2 separate regions of the Mus musculus genome follow, and region 2 is linked to region 1. Evidence: chromatin loops called from intact Hi-C (ENCODE). Cell type or tissue: heart. All regions are shown on one strand.

The links. Hi-C counts contacts between places; a loop is a spot of excess contacts. Peaks named below come from ENCODE experiments on the same cell type or tissue, not always from the same donor. Only the 100,000 strongest peaks of a DNase experiment are listed, where the experiment ranks them.
Region 2: a loop joins it to region 1, with 2.5 times the contacts of the local background. A loop is called at or near these places in 2 of 42 quality-filtered maps.

Annotation. Positions count from the first base shown.
Region 1 is chr5:35,794,613-35,797,112 of GRCm38, forward strand. All of the region lies in intron 1 of Ablim2 (actin-binding LIM protein 2), which reads left to right. Among named protein-coding and RNA genes, the nearest start is that of Ablim2, 38 kb to the left of the region's middle. In heart, no CTCF peak of the experiment used is centred here; a DNase peak (open chromatin) is centred at 989; H3K27ac peaks cover 2,371 bases; H3K27me3 peaks cover 346 bases.
Region 2 is chr5:35,974,484-35,976,983 of GRCm38, forward strand. Afap1 (actin filament associated protein 1) reads left to right here. Exons shown (of 17, transcript NM_027373.2): 10 at 1-116; 11 at 2,009-2,154. Among named protein-coding and RNA genes, the nearest start is that of Afap1, 82 kb to the left of the region's middle. In heart, a CTCF peak has its summit at 1,433 (motif pointing left); a DNase peak (open chromatin) is centred at 1,358.

The DNA of each region.
Region 1 (2,500 bases):
CCTGGCATAGGCCTTAGGGTTGCACCATGCAGGCCCCCCAGAACCCTCTCCTGACTCTCCTGATGGTGCTTCCAAGCCTTGGCATGGCTGGCCTGGGCCCATTCAGCTGCTCTTGGCCTCAGGTTACTCTCTTGTGAGGTAGGCACCATGCTGGCTTCAGGGGAGTGTCAGGAGGGCTGGATACACTTTTTTGTACCCAGTGGGTCTGGAGCTAAGCAGGATGTTAAGAAGGCGGTGGGTTACACTTTTGTGCTCCCTGGTGACTGACTTCACAGAGTCCAAGCTGGAGCCAGGGAGGGGGAATCTGTGTCCAGCTCAGCCCAAGCCAAGCAAGGAGGACAGGAGACGCCTGCCTCAGAGGCGCCTGGGCCTTTGTTGGCTTTGTTTGGGTACTTTATTAGTTGGAAAGATTGCTTTTTTTCTTAACAGTTGTGTGCCCCTGGCTGCCAGACTGTCTTTGACCTTCAAGGACAGCTTGTTCAGCTTGCTCTGGGCACTTCTATATTTGGAGTGGTTTTAGAGAGGCAGGGTCACTGGATGAGACTCACCACACCCCTGCATCCTGAGTCCTCCTCTCTCTGCCTCTGTTCAGCTCCCCGTGGCCCCATGGATGCCTCATACAGCATAGGACAGTTGGGGACTGTTCTCTCGGTGCCCTCCTGCCTGTCTGACTGTCCTGTTTCAGAGCCTCAAGTCATCTACAAGTAGCCAGAGATGGCAGCATTCTGCCTCTGCTGTGAGAAACATGGCCCCCTCTAAGCACTGGCAGGGATGAGGCGAGAAGGGAACAAGTAGGCTGAGCAGGTTTGCGGTTGCTTCTTCATGGGTATATGTGACCTTGCTAATCAGCAACTGCCCCACATTCTAGGAATGAATCCCACGGGGGCAACAGGCCCACATGTCCAATCTGCAGCCAGTTGAAGGGACACTAGTAGAGCTTACTGGTGTGGAGGGCCATTCGTGGTGCAGATCTTCCTCTGACCACCAGAGGGCAGCAGCACTACCATGCCCATAGCTCCAGGCTGTTTAGTGGCCAGGGTGGGGTCTGGCCAGCACACTCTTAATATAGCTCTTCCCTCAAACCAAATGCATATCCAGTAACTTGGGAACTGGTGCTAGGGATGAAATCCAGGCCTTTGCATGCTAGGCAAGCATCCTGCTACTGAGCTATACCCAGCCCCCACGTATTCCTGAAAAAAAAAAAGGGTTGATCAGTGTTATGGAAAACTTCAGTGTTTGCTGGGCTGGTTGCTAAGCGAATCGCTTTGCCCTTGATCCAGCATTTCCCCAGGACCAGGGGATGTGAGCAAAGGGTGGGTGGATGGAAAGGACAGATGGAAGGACAGATCGAAGGCAGAGGGTGGGTGGATACCCAAGGACAGATGGGAAGGCAGCTAGAAGGCGGGCTGGTGGGATGGTGGAGTGGTGTGGACAGGAACTCTCTCAAGGTCGAAATCCCACAAGAGGAAGAGCTGAGACTACATTCCAGGCTCGCGTAACCCCACAGCCTATGGGAGCCCCAAATCTGAAAATGACTTCTCACTCCACCTGGCCTTGAGCCAGATTCCCATCATATAATCCCTGTCTTGTCTGATCATGAAAAGATGCTGCCCATTGTCCTTTGTGCCCCAAACTGGATGGACATAAAAGTTCTGGAGAGCCACCCCACGCTGCATCACAAGAGCCCCCCTGGTGACCCCGCTATGCACAGCTGTGAGTGACTCCAGCTGTGCTTCCTATACATAGCTGAAGGGCCTGGCCACACTGAGCCTCTCGAAATCCAGCTGAGCCAGAGGGCCTGGCTCTCTGGTCTCCCACCAGCTTTCTCTACTATGAATTGGTGTTTCTGATCCGATTCAATAGGGAAGGGGTTACAGGGCTGGTGTGGCCATCATGGCCCATCATGGCCGAGGTGCTGAGAGGGTGTGGGGATGAAGGGGAAATGGCTGCACCTGACAGCAAGGGATGTGGGCTGTATCGTGTCGCTGCTGCGGGGGACACCACTGTCACTGTGGTCATCAGAACGACATAGGTCACAGAGGGTGGAAAAAGCCCTGTGGCAGAGGGAGGATGAAGTGAGGCCCCTGGTGGACAGCAGCCTGGGTAAGCTGAAACACCAACTGAAGGTGGATATCTGAGGGGCAGGTTAGGGGTAGTTTGGCTTCTATGGCTGATCCTAGGTAGGAGGCAGAGGCAAAGGCCAGGCAGCAGCTATAGGTGAGCAGTCACATCCTGGCCTTGTTGGATCATGCTGCAGAGCTATGGATTAGCCCCTGGGCTATTACTAGCAACTGCCTTCTGTTTGACTGGCTGTGACACGTGGACCCTGGTTATGTGGTGGATGGAGTTGGGTCCCTGGCACGTGGCTGTGAGTCATGGATCCCCACCCTGTATCTATGGTCCCTGGACATGGCTGCATTTTTGTTCTCAGTGTGATGCTTCAGACAGTGGTTGACTAAGATTACCCTGATGGGCTGCTGTGGCTAGTGGTGGGTCCTGC
Region 2 (2,500 bases), 180 kb after region 1:
AGACCCACCTCGTCTCCATCCCCCTCCGTGGCTGCGAGGTGATCCCGGGCCTGGATTCTAAGCACCCGTTGACCTTCCGGCTGCTTCGAAACGGACAGGAGGTGGCTGTTCTAGAGGTATGGGCTTCCCTGGGGCTGCTATCCAGAGAGGTGTACACAGATTCTGTCAACAGCATGATTAGGTCTTCTGCAGAAGACCCTAGCTCCCTGTAGGGACTGATTTTGATCCAGCCCCTTCCCTCCCTTGGCTAATTCTGTTTTACGTTGTCTTCAGGGTTTCTCTTTTGGAGAGTCATGGATGATACAGGCTTCCAAGAGCATCATGCATGACAACTTTGCTTGCCACAGCTAAATGCCTAGCTCCAAATAACAGGCCACCTTTTCTCTTCTTTCTTTCTTTCTTTCTTTCTTTCTTTCTTTCTTTCTTTCTTCCTTCCTTCCTTCCTTCCTTCCTTCCTTCCTTCCTTCCTTCCTTCCTTCCTTTCTTTCTTTCTTTCTTTCTTTCTTTCTTTCTTTCTGATTTATTTATTTTTATTTATTTATTATATGTAAGTACACTGTAGCTGTCTTCAGACACTTTTTCTTCTCACTCTGGCCCTGCTTGCTCCCTATAGCTGACTTCTGACACCCCAGAAGAGGGCATCAGATTTCATTATGGATGGTTGTGAGCCATCATGTGGTTGCTGGGATTTGAACTCACCACCTTAACCACCTTAACCGTTAACCGTTGAGCCCACTTTTTCAAAGTGCCTAGGCAGGCAATACCTTGTGGGGGAAAAAAAATCTCCATTAAAATACTTCTTCTAAGCATAGGCTACTCAGGTACATAGGACTGTTTCCTTCGCTTGTCCTTTGGAAAGCTCTCCACATGTTAGGGCCCCTGACACCCTGTGGTAGGGTCTGTGAGGAGCAAGCCTGTGGCTACTTATGTCCTTTATTGTCTGCTTGGCTGCTTTATAGGATAGTTCACCAGTCTTCCATTTTGGTCTTTTCTACTTGACAGTAATCCAGACTTATTTTTCCCCTTTTCTCCTTTCTCCTTCTTATGATTAAGATACACACACATGTCATACATTCACAGACGTGAAGAATTATGTTTTCCAGGGTTCATGTCAGTATGTTCGTGCCACAAGGTCAGCAGAAGTGAGGCTGTGTTAGGCTTGTATCAGCGGCTGACATACATGCCATCCACCAGACGCAGAGCCCAATCTTAAATGGCTGTGGTGTGGGTATGGGACTCTGAGCAGTGTCAAGGTGTCCAGGCACGCAGCCAACATCTTGAATTTCAGCATGTGGGTACTTATTTCCAAAATTGTTTTCATAGTAGGTTTTTGTTTGGCTTATTTTTGGTTTGTCTCGGACCTTATATTATCTCTATAGGACTCACTGGCCCAGATAGTCTCAGGGACGAGGAGGATGACTGCCCCCTGGTGGCTGCCGTGCAAAAATGCATATCTCATCCAGTTCTGGGATGCTGTATCTACCCTAGCTCTCACTGATCCGACAGCAAGCAGCCAAGTCTATTTTTTTTTCTCTTGGGCTGTTACCTGCCTACAAAAACACTTAACAAGGATGGATTAAAATTTTAATAAGGATAATTTTAAAGGTAGTATGGAAAAAAAACTTTAAAGAAGCTATAAGGTCTGGCACCTACAGATGTCTTTAAAACAGTAAACACAGAGCTAGTCAAAACTACAGAAAAGTGTCACACCTGCAAAGATGCAGTGGACTTGAAGATAAGCTGTCTTCAATAGTATCCAGATAAGAGAAGCAAGCTTGCCGCCACATACCACACCCGCTGCAGCACAGGCTGGGCTAGGACCTCTGGGAGTCATGGGGTAGAGCGCCCACCTGCATGGTCTCCAGGCCAGGCAGCCAGCACACTTTGTAACTTGCTGTGGCTCCGATGTAATTACTCTTATGAATCTCTTTTCTGGCACTCTCTCCCAGGTACTCTGTGTTCTCTTTCCCTTCCCGTCACGCATCTCTGTCTCTCTTCCCCGTGACAGGCATCATCGTCTGAAGACATGGGCAGGTGGATTGGCATCTTGCTGGCTGAGACGGGGTCCTCCACGGACCCAGGAGCGCTGCACTACGACTACATCGATGTGGAGATGTCAGCAAATGTCATCCAGACGGCGAAACAGACCTTCTGGTAAGACTCACGCACGGCCTGCGGCAGGCCTGAACTCGGTCACATTCCTCTTGTTCTGTTTGACAGTAGGTGCTCAGTGACCACGCAGACCAGAAGCTCACCCAGGGACTTTTCCTTGGTGGGGTGCTGGTCCTGATGACCCTGATGTTGGTCATTTCAGCCCTCTGGAATTTCTGCTAGAGTGGCCTTGGCTAACTTGTCTGAAGATGGCTTCATGGACCCCAGGACTCCTGCGACATCTGCCTAGCTCTGCCCTTGCAGCCAGAGACTATAAGGGATCATGGCAGTTTTATTTACACCAATGAGTGGGTAGTCCTGATTTTGTCCCGTGGGCAGCTGTGGTCTC